Linked DNA regions of Mus musculus: region 1 is linked to region 2. The links are chromatin loops, found by intact Hi-C in ENCODE. Cell type or tissue: heart. All regions are shown on one strand.

Evidence for each region. A loop is a pair of places that touch in the nucleus more often than their neighbours do. Peaks named below come from ENCODE experiments on the same cell type or tissue, not always from the same donor. Only the 100,000 strongest peaks of a DNase experiment are listed, where the experiment ranks them.
Region 1: a loop joins it to region 2, with 5 times the contacts of the local background. A loop is called at or near these places in 3 of 42 quality-filtered maps.

What each region holds. Positions count from the first base shown.
Region 1 is chr7:30,045,469-30,053,468 of GRCm38, reverse strand. It overlaps Zfp14 (zinc finger protein 14), which reads left to right and starts at 2,073. Exons shown (of 5, transcript NM_178733.5): 1 at 2,073-2,124; 2 at 7,630-7,730. In heart, no CTCF peak of the experiment used is centred here; a DNase peak (open chromatin) is centred at 2,048; H3K4me3 peaks cover 1,787 bases; H3K27ac peaks cover 1,069 bases.
Region 2 is chr7:29,951,726-29,959,725 of GRCm38, reverse strand. It overlaps Zfp74 (zinc finger protein 74), which reads left to right and starts at 5,661. Exons shown (of 6, transcript NM_178384.4): 1 at 5,661-5,871; 2 at 7,836-8,000. It overlaps C230062I16Rik (a long non-coding RNA gene), which reads right to left and starts at 7,673. Exons shown (of 4, transcript XR_003946630.1): 1 at 5,770-7,673; 2 at 2,692-2,766. In heart, CTCF peaks have their summits at 4,809 (motif pointing left) and 5,693; a DNase peak (open chromatin) is centred at 5,725; H3K4me3 peaks cover 2,468 bases; H3K27ac peaks cover 2,028 bases.

The DNA of each region.
Region 1 (8,000 bases), 94 kb before region 2:
ATTTTCCTGATTAATAGTGAGTTGAATGTCTTTACATATCTACTCTATGACCAAACAAGATAACTTGCTACTTCATGTGTTGCTGTGTTTCTCTTTTATCTCATTCTGTTTTTGAGATAGGGTCTCACTATAGCTAAGGCTAGGTTCAAATTATTGGTAATCTTCTTGCATCAGTTCTCAGGTATTGGAATTACAGGTGGGAGCTACTGTTCCAAGCAACATGTTCCTTTATAAAAGAAAATCATAAGGCCAAACATGGTGGCTCACGATTTTAATCTCAGCACTTGAGAGACAGAGGCAGGTAGATCTCTGAGTTTGAAGCTAGCGTGGCCTTCAGAGAGAGTTCCAGGGCAACCAGGGCTACACAGAGAAATCCTGTCTCAAAAATTTAATTTAAAAAAGGAAAGAAAAGAAATCTATACCAGATATGTAATGTTCTTTTTTTTAAAAGATTTTTATTTTACATGTATGAATATTTGACTACATACAAGTGTGCACTACATCCACCCCTTTATTTATTGTTCTTTTTTTTTTTTTTAATATGTAAGTACACTGTAGCTGTCTTCAGACACTCCAGAAGAAGGAGTCAGATCTCATTGTGAGTGGTTGTGAGCCACCATGTGGTTGCTGGGATTTGAACTCCGGACCTTCGGAAGAGCAGTCGGGTGCTCTTACCCACTGAGCCATCTCACCAGCCCTCTGCAACTGAAGTTACAGACACTTGGGAACCATCATATGTGTTGTGTCTGCAAGAGCGCAAGGGTTCTCAATCACTAAGCCATCTCACCAGCCTCTCAATTGTCACGTTCCTAAAACTAACGTCCCAACGCTGGGAATGTTGACGGATGCCTGTAATAACAGCGCTCTGGAAAGAAACAAGAGGATCGATGAGGATCTTTCAACATCCCCAGCACCTATTACAGAGACATCCTGGCTGATATACCTTGCCCCCCACTATCCCAAACTCTGTAGCCCAGGCCTGGGCTTCCCATCTCCCAGCTTCTGTGATTCCTGTATAACCCAGTCATTTTGGGCACAAGGTCCTTTTGTTACCTCTTGCCCGCTGCACTTGGCCTCTTGGCTTCTAGCCTGTCCTACACCCCACCCCCTCCCCTCACATGGCCCCATTTAGTCCGGCAGTCATGGCCACCCTGGTTACTTTCAGACGCCCCTGCCAGTGCTCTCTCTTAGATCTCAATCCCTTGGGAGCAGTCATGTCCTCCTTTTTTTTTTTTTTTTTTCCATTCATCTTGAATTTGCAGTCTGCATGCTTCAGTCTCCTGAAGACCGGATGAGGCCTGGCACAAACACAAGAAAATGTTAGAGCAGTGGTTCTCAACCTCCCTAAAGCTGCGACCCATTAATACAGTTCCTCATGTTGTGGTGATCCACAAGCTATATAATTATTTTCGGTACTACTTTATAACTGTAATTTTGCTACTGTTAGGAATCCTAATGTAAATATCTGTGTTTTCTGATGGTCTTAGGTGGTCCCTGTGAAAGGTCATTTGACCCCCAAGGGGGGGGGGGATCTCGACCAACAGGTTGAGAACCACTGTGATAGAAGAAAGCATAATTATCTTTCCAGTCTTAGAGGTCTTGGCTTCATCTCCAGTTTGCAAAACAAAACCTAAGGCCAATACCAACGACTAGACCAATATACACAACGGCTAGAAGGGACAGTGGGAGAAAGCAGAGGCAGCGGGAACTCCAAGGAGCCTGAGCAACCTTTCCCTGGGTAGATGTGGGACTGCACCTTTGGAGAATGTATTTTACTGAGTTCCCTGATCATGCCTACACCCTCGCTGGGGTGAGAATATGCTTATCTCACATATTAAGCATGTGATAATGTGATGATGGTGTTCTCAGCCCTGGTAGGGCAACGACACAACCCCCAGCCCAGTGAGCTAGGTTTGGGGTGGGGATTTGGGGGCAGAGGGCAGCGGAATCTCCTAGCCCTTCCAGCTGGTCCAAGATCACACCCAGAGGCCTCCACCCATCACAGCCCCGAGCACGCTTGCGCACTCCGCTGCGTTGGCCCAGTCTTTCCCACCATGGACTACATTTCCCACAGGCCTCTGCGCAGCATCCTTCCGGCTGCTTAGCGCCGGTCCGCTCTGAGAGGTGAGTTGGTCCCTTGCACTGAGGAAATTGTCGCGGGGGCAGCGTAGGTTTGTCTTTAGTTGGCTTGAGAGACTTGGAGTCGGTGACGCTGAGTGGACACCGCGTACCCCGTTGCATCCTCCGTCTTCCCGCTGCAGAGCCCAGAGGCCCAGCATGGCTCTGAGTTCTGTGTGTGAACCTCAGAGTGAGGGCCCTCCGTACAAAAAGACAGCGCAGCTGCCACCGCAGGGCTGCTTTGTACGCGCTCCCTCCCCGCCAGGCAGCCCCGGTGGCCGTCGCCTGTCAAACCTGCCCCTCCGGTGGCGGCCAGTGTCCTCTCCATCCGCGGCGCTCCATTTCCAGTAGGTTATGTGTGTGGAAGGGCTGGTCGCGAGGGGTGTGTCCCCAGGCTACCAAGCCCGCACCTTCCCGGTTTGACCTTTTCCCCAGACTTGTTCATTTTAGGGAAGGCGAGGGAATAAAAGCAGGAAACGATTGTTGTTGCATACATAGAGACCCAACATTACTGCGGAAAAAAAAATAGCCTAACTTTCTTCTTTCTCGTTGTCCTATGAAGTGTACTCCTTGTTTTTCCAGGCATGGGGACATTTACTCCTCATTACTGTGAAAGTGAAAATGAAGTTAGCTTGGAAAGAAGCAGCGGTTTGGTGTTATCTTGGTCAGGGTAGAGGAGACAGATTCATGCAGACTGATAGTAAGCATCACTCAGAGATTATGTCTCTGATTAAATGCGGGTCCAGGCCCTCTTTGTGTGGTTACAAATGTCTTTTGTATTTTTTCTTTTTTATGTGTGTGTGTGTGTGTGTGTGTGTGTGTGTATTTGTGTGTATACACATACCAGCAGAAGCCAGGAGAAGGTGTCTGATTCCCAGGAACTGGAGTTATAGACGGTCGTGAAACACCATGTGAGTACGGGGAATCACACTTGCATCCTCTGCTAGAGCAGCCACTGCTCCTAGCAGTACAGCTGTTTCCAGCCTCACAGGTTTTAAATTTTTAACATGTTCGTTTTTTACGTATGTGAGTGTTTCTGTCTGCTTTTCTTTCTGTGCACCACTGAGTGTGACTGCGCCTGAGGAGCCCTGAAGAGGGCATCGGATTCTCTGGAACTGGAGTTACAGCAGTCACGTAGGTGCTGAGAGTGTAACCCGCTGATCCATCTCTGCATTCCAGGCTGCAGCTTTCTTATCCACGAAGCCTGCTTTGCTAGTTCGTTTTTAATTACTGTGGAAGATTCCTTTGCTAAACCACGCTTCTTACCAGAATAGCACGTTTTGTTCTTGTTTTAAACAATTTGTACCTATACTGACCAGGAATTCACTGTAACCCATGTGATCTCAAATTTGTGGGTGATCCTCCTGCCTCAGCCTCCAGGCTGCAATGTGTGCCACTGTGCCCAGCCAGAATAACACTTAATCTTCAATCAATCTCTGTCTCTTTTAATCCCATTTTAGCAACAGCAGCCAGGTCTAAACCCCTAAATTACCAAGCTCTTCAAAGCCTTTTGCCCGGGGGCGGGGGTGGGGTGGGGTTGGGGGGCTGGCAGGGTACCTCACTGGTAGAGAGCTAGTCTAGCTTAGAGCAAGTGTGGGCTAGGCATGGGGAGCTTACAAAAGGGCCTTTTCACTTGTATCTCACCCATCACATTCTAGTTGCTCCTGCGCCCTTCCCATCCTCAGCGCATCAATCAAGATTTGGTAGGTAGCAGGACATCGACTTTTGCTCCAGTCCTGCTCCAAAAAAATCTCAAGCTTTCACAGTCAACGTGACCTCTTAACCTGGTGCTTTGGCCTTCTGCCTCTGTGAGGTTGGATTCTTCATGATTCCTCCTTTCTAGGAGTTAACTCGCACCAGGATCGAAAGGTGTTCAGTTTCTCTTGAGAGCTGCGTTTTTCCGATTGTGTTGAGATGGTCTACAAGTAAACCGTAAAGAGAAGCTAGCCATCCTTAGCACTGGCACAGCAGTATCTAGTTGGAACGGCCATGAAGTCAGCACAGCTGTTCAGCAAAGATGCAGCAAAGCTGAGCCACAAGCTGCGGATCAGCCGGGCAGTGGTGGCACACGCCTTTAGTCCCAGCACTTGGAGGGCAGAGGCAGGCGGATCTCTGAGTTTGAGGCCAGCCTGGTCTAAAGAGTGAGTTCCAGGACAGCCAGGGCTATACAGAGAAACCCTGTCTCAAAAAACAAACAAACAAACAAAAAAAACAAAACAAAAAAACAAACAAAAAAGGTAAACAAGATTCAGGGGGCTAGAGGAGTTGGCAGTAGATCAGATTACAAGCTTCTCCCTGCCATACACTCAGGCAATTAGGTAGCACAGAAGATCGGGGGGTGCTGCATATGGTCTGCAGTTGTCTCTGCCTTATACAGGGGCTTATACTGATGGACATAGAACCGTGTGGAAGGGGCTGGTGAGATGGCTCAGTAGGTAAGAGTACCCGACTGCTCTTCTGAAGGTCCTGAGTTCAAATCCCAGCAACCACATGGTGGCTCACAACCATCCATAACAAGATCTGACTCCCTCTTCTGATGTGTCTGAAGACAGCTACAGTGTACTTACATATAATGAATAAATAAATCTTAAAAAAAAAAAGAGCAGTGTGGAAAATGATAAAACATTGAGGTATCAGAACCCCCTTTAGAGAACTTAGCTTGTGTAGGGCTACTGTGGTATCATATGACCAAGGAACAAAAGTATACCAGGCTTACACATGTAAATACAATCTACAAAGATACAAAATATAAGTATTGTATTATGGCAGACATTGAATAATAGCTATAGCAGCTTTGGCCTGAGGATTTTTCTTGGGCCTAATGACAGTTACACTGCCCTGGACATGGCACTCTGCCTATGCTGGCTTGAAGCTTTTCTTTCTGTCTAGTACCCTGGAAACTTCAAGAGCTGCAAGCCTGAGAACGGTCTGTCATTTACCACATATGTTTGCTTTGGCAACATTAGAAATTGGGTTAGGGGTTGATGAGGGAAAGTGATGGTGAGAGATTACTCTGTCGTATTAAAGACGATCAAACATATGGCCCCAGACATGAGGGGGAAGCTAAACACATGTCCAGGAAAACATGATTTCCATCTCTTGGAAGAACATGAATCTGTCCCTGCCTACTGAGTTCTCTATAAACAAAGAAGGGCCCTGACAGTTGGTTAAAGCTGCAAGATTCTCCAGACCACTGCGCCTGACTCAACTCTTCCTCACCTACTCCCATCTCCTCTCTGGAACCTGTCAACTGGCAAGGCAGTCCCCAACCCAACACTCTCCCCACCCCAGCATCTGTCACCACCCCAACATTTGTGATAAGGATAGGACTTCACCCAAGGGCTTCATGAGCCTCCTGGGTAAGAGAGAGACCAGGAATTAGAGTTGGGTGAACAGAGAAGAACTATAAGAAGGTCATGGGCCATAACGAGTCTAAAGAAGGAAGACTCTTTATAGCTATAATACAACAGACCCTGGAGAAAGAAAGGGATCAGGGTTAGCACCTCTCAATTAATAATATTTTTGCAGTTTGTGCAGCAGTGTAGCCCTTGTTTCCCAGACCAAGGGACTTTGGATTTGAATTATTGGACTAGAGTGTGGAGAGAGATCCAAGTCTAGCATCAAGAATACAGACCTGAAACTGTGCCTGTTGAGAGTTTGTCTTACTGGGACTGATGAGGAAATAGACTTGGAAGAAGAGGCCTAAAAATATCACAATCCAGTTTGGCCTCCTTTAACCTCCAAGGCCACATCCCAACTTACCAAGCCTAAGAAGGGAAGACTATTGGTGCCTCTTCAGTGGGATGCAAAGGAGCTCTTGAGCAAGCCCATCAATTGTGAGAGCAGCTTGGATATTTTCCAGGTTTGTTTTTTTTTTAAAGATTTATTTATTTATATGTAAGTACACTGTAGCTGTCTTCAGACACTCCAGAAGAGGGTGTCAGATCTCGTTACGGATGGTTGTGAGCCACCATGTGGTTGCTGGGATTTGAACTCGGAAGAGCAGTCGGGTGCTCTTACCCACTGAGCCATCTCACCAGCCCCTATATTTTCCAGTCTTAAATCATGAATGGAATGAGGAGCCCTCATGGGAGCCCCTGCCTTATAAACTCCTCAAGAAACTTAAACAGGCCACTGCAGGCGATGGCCCTACCTCTCTGACATGTTAAGGTGAGATTCTGATCCATGCTCTCCCAGAACATTGACTAAAGAAGTGAGACAAACCCTACAATTAATACAATGGAGATAGCTAACCAACAGCTAGAGAGAATCATTTATACGCAGCCTCGGAGCCTGGTAATAGTATCACATGTCTACTGGATGTCTCTAGCAGAGTGGGCCACTTGAATAGGTCCCTTTCCCAGTTACAGCTAAGAAAGGTATAGCCTAGGGGGCTGGTGAGATGGCTCAGTGGGTAAGAGCACCCGACTGCTCTTCCGAAGGTCAGAAGTTCAAATCCCAGCAACCACATGGTGGCTCACAACCACCCGTAATGAGATCCGATGCCCTCTTCTGGTGCGTCTGAAGACAGCTACAGTGTACTTTACATATAATAAATAAATCTTTAAAAAAAAAAAAAAAAAAAGAAAGAAAGGTATAGCCTCAGAGCTTTCTTAGATCGCTTCTCTGGTTTTTAAGAACTTAGAGCAAAGAGAATTTTGGGTGTCTAGTATTGTAATACTCCACAATGTAGAACAATTAAGTCATCTTCTTACACATGTGACTCATGGAATATAAGTTTGATTAATTTTACAGGACAAATATTATATCAGCTCTCCTCTCACCGCCTTTTACAACTCCTAAAATTAAGCCAGGTGTGGTGGCGCATGCCTTTAATCCCAGCACTTGGGAGGCAGAGGCAGGCAGATTTCTGAGTTCGAGGCCAGCCTGGTCTACAAAGTGAGTTTCAGGACAGCCAGGGCCATACAGAGAAACCCTGTCTCGAAAAAACAAAACAAAACAAAAAACAAAACAAACAAAAAACCCAACAACTCTTAAAATTACATCCCATAACTTTTCCTCCAAGAGTATCAGAGGAACCCTTCCTTGCCTCAGCCGGCTGCTTTGGTTTTTACAGATGGGTCCTCTAATGGAACAGCTATAAAAACAGTAAATCAAAAGGGCCACTCATGGGCGACTCAGGAAACCTCAGTTTAGGGTGGTGGTAGGCGCTGTAACTGGGTCTTCTCTCATCTGGTGAATGAAGACTTGAACTTATGTTCTAGCCGGCAGTATATCCTCGGACTGCTCCCACAAATCGAAACAGCTACTTTGCTCTCTGGGCAAACCGCACTTTTACAAACATAAGATTTAATTTGCAGAGGAAACCACAGGCTGCCTCCCTCCCAGAGAGCTACCTGCCTCTTCCTCCTGGGTGATGCCTCACCCAGCATCGCATGGGTTGTCATTGATCTCAGCTGCCCTGGGCTCCCAGCAGGAAAGACAAAGAGGGGTTTGCTTGGTAGCAGTGGTAGCAGGGTCTTTCACATAGGACCTTTTTCCTCTTTCTAGTGCTGGGGTTCGAACTCAGGCCTTTATGTGTTGAGGCCAGCCCTCTCCCTCTGAGCCTTGTCTCCAGGAGTCTTCTGCTTTGGAGCCTCACGAGGAGAGAGGTAAGGTGACAGGGATCCTAGGGAGAGGTCTGTGGTAACGAGAGAGGAGGCTTAAAGTTTTCCAAGTGTGAACCTGTTAAAGACCACTGATTTATGTCTTAGAGGAGCAGGGCAGTGTAGCAACAGGATTGTGGGGTTGAGTCTGAGCTGCCAGGGCTCTAAGCTCAGACCTTGGCTTTGCGCTGCTCTGTTTTCTCCGTGCTGTGTGTAGTTCCATCATGTCTGAGACAAGGCCTACTGCAGAGGATTGTTCTGAGTAACAGAGGGCTC
Region 2 (8,000 bases):
TCTAATTTTGCTTCTGCCTCCAGGGGACAGGGCAGAGTTCTTAAAGATCTGGAGCTAAGCTATGATTCAGTTGCACTCCAGGTTTCTTTATGTGAAACACCCCAAACAACACAACAACAACAACACCACAATACCACCACCACTACCACCACCACCACCACCACAACAAGCCATATTTTTCCATTCTTTTTTTTATTATTATTATTTTTATTTATTACGTATTTTCCTCAATTACATTTCCAATGCTATCACAAAAGTCCCCCATACCCACCCGCCCACTTCCCTACCCACCCATTCCCATTTTTTTGGCCCTGGCGTTCCCCTGTACTGGGACATAAAAAGTTTGTGTGTCCAATGGGCCTCTTTTTCCAGTGATGGCCGACTAGGCCATCTTTTGATACCATTCTTTTTTTTTTTTAAAGATTTATTTTTGTGTCTGTGTGTCTGTGTAGACATGAGTGCAGGTACCTGTGGAGGCCAGAAGGGGGCGTCAGAAATCCCCTAGAGCTGGAGTACTGGCAGTGTTGAGCTGTCTTACATGGGGACTCAAAACCTCTGCAAGAGCAATCCCTCTCACCCTCACCCTCTTGCTCGTCTGTATATGATCATCAAAAAAAATATGCACAGGGTTGGCTGCAGGCTGCTCAGTGGCAGGAGTGCTTGCCTCCAATGCCAAAGGCCCTGAGTTTCATTACCAGTGCTGCATTTGTTGTTGTTGTTGTTTCTTGTTTTCAAGACAGGATTTCTCTGTGTAGCCCTGGCTGACCTGGAACTCACTTTGTAGACCAGGCTGGCCTCAAACTGAGAAATCCACCTGCCTCTGCCTCCCAAGTGCTGGGATTAAAGGCACACACCACCACTGTCCGGCTGGCGCTGCATTTTTTTAAAAAAGGCTTAAGTCCCAAATTCACAATTAATTTGTCCCCTAACAAATGATGTACTCAGCCTCTCCACATGCAGAGTCAACCAACCTTGATGAAAATGTTGCAGGCAGCTGGGCATGGTGTGCGGCAGGAGAATTTCAAGTTTAAGAAGCCTAAAGCTGTCAGAGCGGGGATGAAACAGATTGAAAGCCGGGAGAATAGAAGCAGAGAGCCAAGTTAAGAGACTATAGCCACACTGCACATGGGAGATGACAGTTCAAAATGGGAAGGAAGCTGTGTGGTCAGTGGAACGTAGTCCCGTTCTAGCTCTGTTTGCAGGTAGAATGGACCCAGCTCCTCATGGAACTGTAGCACGTGCAATGGAGATAAGCATGTCTGTAAGAGCTCCTTAGTTCCCTGGTTTGCTGCCCCGTTTCAGCCTCAACCCATTCAGTTTATTCTCAATTGCGAGAGAGAGAGAGAGAGAGAGAGAGAGAGAGAGAGAGAGAGAGAGAGACCCTACTCAAGTGAGCACAGATCACATCACCTCCCATTCCCGAATTTCATTCAGCTGGAAGACGTTTGCATTTGAGATAACTACTCTGCAACCACAGGAACAACTCAGTCGGCAGTTAGATATGAAAGTCAAGTTCAGGGATGAGAGCTAGCTGGGTGGAGTGGTGTACACCTTTAGTGCCATCAGTCATGAGGCAGAAACAAGTGCTACACAGGAAGACCCTGATTCCAATGGAGGTAAAAAGGATTTAGATGCACAAAGCGTATTTTAAGTCATGAGACAAGATGAGATTACTAAAGCAGCCAATGTAGGTAAAAGAGGAAGCCCCCCCCCCCCGAACTAAATCTGTGGTTCCCCATGTTCTTAAAATTTGTTCATGCATGATGATTTTTGCAAAGTATCTAGAATTAAGCTGACCTTTATCTTAAATAAGGGGGAATAGCATGCCAAGATGAGGGCATAGTATGTGTAAGACCACCCATCACAAATGCATATAGGGCTGGGGAGGTGGATCATACTTAAGAGGGTTGCTATGCTCTTGCAGAGAATCCAAATTCAGTTTCCAGCATTCAGGTCAGGTGGCTCACAAGTGCCTGTAACTCCAGCAACAGAGGACCTGACTCCCTCTTCTGGCCTGTGTGGGCAGCAGCACACAGGTGGCACACACTCACACAGATAAGCACACATATGCTTAAAAAAAAATCTTTTGAGGGGCTGATGAGATGGCTTAGTGAGTAAGAGCACCTACTGCTCTTCCAAAGGTCCTGAGTTCAAATCCCAGCAACCACATGGTGATTCACAACCCTCTGTAATGAGATCTGATGCCCTCTTCTGGGGTGTCTGAAGACAGCTACAGTGTACTTACATATAGTAAATAAATAAATGAAAAAAAATCTTTTGAAAAAAGACAAAAATTGGGCTGGAGAGATGGCTCAGTGGTTAAGAGCACTGACTGCTCTTCCGGAGGTCCTGAGTTCAAATCCCAGCAACCACATGGTGGCTCACAATCATCTTTAATGAGATCGGATGCCCTCTTCTGGAGTGTCTGAAAACAGCTACAATGTACTTACATAAAATAAATATATAAATCTTTTTTAAAAAAAAAAAGACAAAAATTTACAATTTAAGGTAGTGAGCTGACAGAATGACTTTCACACAGAGCGAAAGAAATTAATATAAAATCAAGCGAGACAGCCAGGGATGGGACTCCCATGCTGGATAGGCCAAATCATTTCAGCAGCAGGGAAGTTAATGTCAGCTCACTTTGAAAGGTGGGAAGGGAATTAAAGGAGAGAGAATATACCAGCTCACCTGGTGCACGGCTTTAAGAAGTCCGACAGCCACTCTTCCTCTCAGCTCCTCCTAAGAAATGGCGATCTGGGCTAGCTGAGATGGGAAAAGAACACGGCAAACTTGGCATTCCTCTCAGCATCCACATTACCTACCATCTGATGTTCCTTCCTCCTGTTGCAACCTTCCCTTCAGTAAACAGAGTTGGTAGAGACATAGGAATTGGTTTGCATACGATATAATCCATGCTCAAGTCATTTTCAATTTATTCCTTGGGCAGCAACTTTACAGAGCTTACAGAAAAGACACTGGGTGACAGTTTCAGGAAACTCACATACTCAAAGTCTCAAAGACGACATTGCCAGCCACTGTCACACACATGGATGTACATGATGTCAGATGTTCACTCTCTCCTACACGTCTCAGACGCTCTGGTGCCACAGGCTGCCATCACTAACAACGGACTTACATTCTAGTCACAAGGAGGCTCCCCGATGATGCACAAGGGGGAAAGGGAAGGTACCAGGCATAGATTCAGTCGCACATTGGGTGACAGGCTCGCAGAACTGTAACAACCATTTCCTACTTCCAGGGACGCACAGAAGGCCTGGCGACCAGATTCCAGGTGGACACTCCCCAGCCACTTCCCTGTCTCGCTTCTTCCCTGAAGGCTCTGGAATGTTCTCCACTCCAGCTGCCACAAGTTGGAGAATCTAGCCTCTGAGTAGGAGGGGGACGGGGGGGGGGGGGGGGGGGGAAGCTCCTCTGTTGCCTGGGCTCCCAGAGGACATTGGGAAATGTAGTCTGGATAGAAGGGACTATAGCACCTTGGAGTTCAGTGGGACGGACAAGCCTCAGTCCTAATGTCTCTTCTCACCGCCAAACCACGTGTATACAGACACAAATGCAAGCAGAACACCCATGCACATAAAGTAAACTGAAAATATTTTAATTATTTTTACTTTTTATGTGTATGAGTATTTTTGCCTATATCTTTGGGGCATCAGTTCCCAGAGTGCTCTTAATTGCTGAGCCTTTTCTTTTCTCTTTCTTTTTCTTTCTTCCTTCCTTTCTTTCCAAGATTTATTTATTTTATGTATATGAGTACACTGTCACTGTTTTCAGACACACCAGAAGAGAGCATCGGATTCCATTACAGATGGTTGTGAGACACCATGTGGTTGCTGGGAATTGAACTCAGGACCTCTGGAAGAGCAGAGGGTGCTCCTCTTAACCACTGAGCCATCCCTCCAGCTCCTTGCTAAGCCTTTTCTCTAGTCCCTTCACAGATCTTTTTGTGGGATGGAACCCAGGTTGTCAAGCATGCCAGGCAAGCACTCTGCCACTCAGCCATGCCCTCCGTATTGTCTTCATCTGACTCTGTACTTCATTCAAACACATAGTATTTTTCTTCAGGAAAAATTTCAAGATTTTGAGAATAATACCTAACTCTCTGAGTGTGTATGTATGTACACAATTCTTGGAGTGTAACAGTGGAAAACATGATTTGCTGGGTTAGGCAAACATTTCTGGAGTCATGTGTGCTTGATTGTGTTCACAGTATATATGATATTTGTGATGTTTAAATGTGCTGTGGTAGATTTGTGGAGAGTGTCAGATTGAGTCGGACAAACGTTGAAGGGTTAGAATCATGGATATGTGTTTGTGTATGGAATTCTCTGTGGTGTCTGATTAGGAACCAACACTGTATGGGAGAAGCTATCTGTGGTGCTGGGATAGACAGAAAATAAAAGTTAGGATGGGGGTGGGCCTGTCAAACAGAAGCTGGGCGATTTATCTGAGCTTGAGGCCAGTTTGGGCTACATGTCAAGCGATGGCAAATTCAAGAAGTTTATTTGACAGCAACAATATTATGAAAGGAAAAGAGAAACAAACTATTGCTTAGAGTTCTATATTCTGTGTGAAATAAAATAATGTTGCTTAAATACTATGATAAAGGAACTATGTACACTATACTATCTATCTAAAGCAGGGGCTGAGAGACAGATTAGGCATCAAGAGTACTTGTTGCTCTTGAAGAGGACCCATGTTTCATTCCCAGAACTCTCAGGGAGTGGTTCACAAGCACAGGCCACTCCAGTTTCGGGGAATCGGATGCCCCCTTCTGGTCTCTCTGTGTATTGCATGCATGAACTGCAGACAAAATACTCAAAACACGTCAAGTAGAAATAAATAAACCTTTAAAACAAACAAACAAACAACAACAACAACAAAAAACCCTTGTTCACTAAAGAGTATTATCAGGACAATAAAAGGACAAATTACTCCTACAGCAAGGGTGGAAAGTATTTGTAAAAACGTATATCTAATAACGTCCCCCTCCCCAGTGGTGATTGTTTTGTTTTGATGGAGAGAGAACGGCTAACTGGTACAAGGGTCTAGTTGACTAGTAAATGGCTCCGTTTCCTTAGGATCTAGTTAGTATGTAGACATTGCTCAGCAATGGTGTTTACAATCCTACGTTAACAGTCCAGTAACACTGTCGGTCAGAACAAGGAGTCTACGAAGTATAGACAAAAGCATGTTTCTGACAAAATTGGAAGATAGCAATGAAACGCTGCAAGAGAACACCCAGCCATGATTACAAAAGTGGTTGCAAATTCACACAGTTTTAAATGTCACTGAACTTCAAGGTCTCTTAACTCTATAAACTCCACACCCTGACCCCATAGTCTAGTTCTCACACACACGTATTCACGTAACTCCTCCTTCTGCCTGCTACCAAGAGTTTGTGACTCCGGAGGACCATCCCCATCATAAAGAGGTAGACAATCTCGGGAGAGAGCCCTGATCCAAGGGAACTAAACAAACTCAGCCGTGCTCTCTTCCTGGCTCAGACTCCCTAACCCTGAAAGTCTCATAGCCGAGGGCCAGTTTTTCATTTGGGTGAGCACAGGTCTCGGGCCGCGAAGGGCTCTGGGAAATGTAGTTCAAAGCAAGAACGCAAGGGATCCTTTCGGATTCTTCTCAGTTGCAAGTTGCACCCCCAGGCTGTGAATGCCAGGCCGCGGGGTAGCCGCTGCTACAAAACCCGCCCAGGCTCAAGCCGGTCCCCCTGCCGCAGCGCCGCGCCCTTACCCGAGCCTTGGCCACTCTCCTGACTCGCACGCCGAAGGCCAGACCCGCCCGGCGAGCCGCGCGGCCCTCTGGGAAGTGCTACCCTGCGCCTAGCGGACCCAGGTTTGTGGGTCTTCTTTCCCAGCCTAGCAGCACCAGGCCGTAGCCCGGAGGCTGTGAGCCTTGGGCGGCGTCGGGTTGGGGGATCGAGACCCGTGGCCCGGCTCAGCGTTGAGTCCCGGAAGCCGTGAGCTGGAGGCCAGGACTCTTTGTGCTGGGTGGAAGCCAGGGCCCTGTAGAGCGGTCGCGGGTGTGGGTAGAGGACGGGATGCCTGCGGTTTGCAGCAGCCGTGATGTGACTATAATTTGCTCGTTATCCTTTATGTGCCTTTACGAACGTGGGTGCACATGTGATGGCTGAGATAATGAATGAATGCATTAATGAAAAACTCTGTGGGTGGAAGTTAGGCGGGTAGGATTGTGTGGAGATGTGTGAAGACCGCGTTTGAACGAGTGCTACCTTTAGCCGTTTATAATAATTGAAAATATTTTTATATGAAGCATCAGTATCTCCAGGACTTGACTATTTTCCTGTATTGACAAACTGTCTTGTGTACATGACAGGCGAAATTCATTTGCCTTGCAGCCCAACTCCATTTCCCAAATAGCAAGATACAGAAAAGCCCAAAGACTAAAAATTATTTATTTCTCCTAGTCAGTCATGCAGCTCCTGACAAATTGACTTCTTTACACTCGTGAGCATGAACGCGTACATTTATGTGCTCATATAAAGAGCATGGCCTCTTAAAAGAGCAGTAACGGGCTGGAGAAATGGCTCAGTGGTTAAGAGCACCGGCTGCTCTTCCAGAGGTCCTGAGTTCAATTCCCAGCAACCACATGGTGGCTCATAACCATCTCTAATAGGATCTGATGCCCTCTTCTGGTGTGTCTGAAGATGGCTACAGTGTACTCACATAAAATAAACAAATCTAAAAAAAAGAAAAAAAAAGAGCAGTAACATCATATATACAGTTCTGTAACTTACGGCTCTTATTTAACCATTGATGTTGTTAACATATTGACATCAACAATTACACATTTCAAGTGTATACCATTTAAACACACACACACAACACACACACACACATATATATATCCTGATTAATTTCTGTTTTCAACCTCTTGAAGTTATAAACCAAGTTCATGCAGAACTGTTTGGCAATGCTGTAATGTACCCCATTTCCTCCCTCATACCTCCTCTTGTTTCCTCCCTCTCTTCGGGTGGCTTTTAGAAGTGGAGTTGATATGTTAACAAGCATATCCTTATTAAAATCTTCCAAAATCTAAATAATTATACCCAATGTAAAGTTCTAACATCCTACAATATTACTGAAATAATCAATGCATCAGTATTTCAGTAATATTGGAATAGAGATATACCCTGGATAGCAATGAATACTGTAAGTAACAGAATCTTTACCTTCATAGTTATAAAATAAAATTTAGGTTGCAATGAGAGACCAAACCTTTTGGGTTCAGACTCCGTCTCCTCTTAGAGAACCTGACCTAAGGTGGAACTTAAAGTTAGCTAACAGGCCAATAGCTAGCATCAGTTTCCAGGCTACACCCCAACAAGACCTGTGCCTACCAGTTTCCAGGTTACCCCCCAACAAAACCTGCTTCTGGCACCAGATCTGCACCTCCAGGTTACAAGCCTGACCCTGACACTTCCCTTCCTAACAACCAACATAAGGAGGAAAGCAGGAGTTAAGTTTATGGTTTGGCTTAAATTTATATTAAAGGCCATAATGAATCCCCAATCAGGTGTGCACCAGGCTAGATACCTTCTTCTTGCCTCTATAAATGCTTGCCTGAAACTGAACTCAGGGCACCGTGTTTCTGCTGTGTCAGGGTTGGCAGGGAGCCCATGAGACCCTAATGTGACTGCATTGGATGGGGCTCCTTGGTGGTCTTTTTGGGGTTCATGAAGGTTTCATGGCACAACAGCAGTACTCGTTAGCAAGATCAATCATTTAAGTAAAGATCTCTTTTGTGATTTGTTTCCTAAGGTGGTGCTCTGTTTTCAGCTCTCATTTTCAGAGTTCTTCCTGCGCTGAGGAGCCTTTTATAAACTCAATATTTATTGAATGTTGGACATATATCAGTCAATTGTTGGTGTGTGGGATATAGCAGCGAACAAAAGAAGCAGTGACCCCCCCCCCTCTCATGATGCTTACATTGCCGAGGACCAG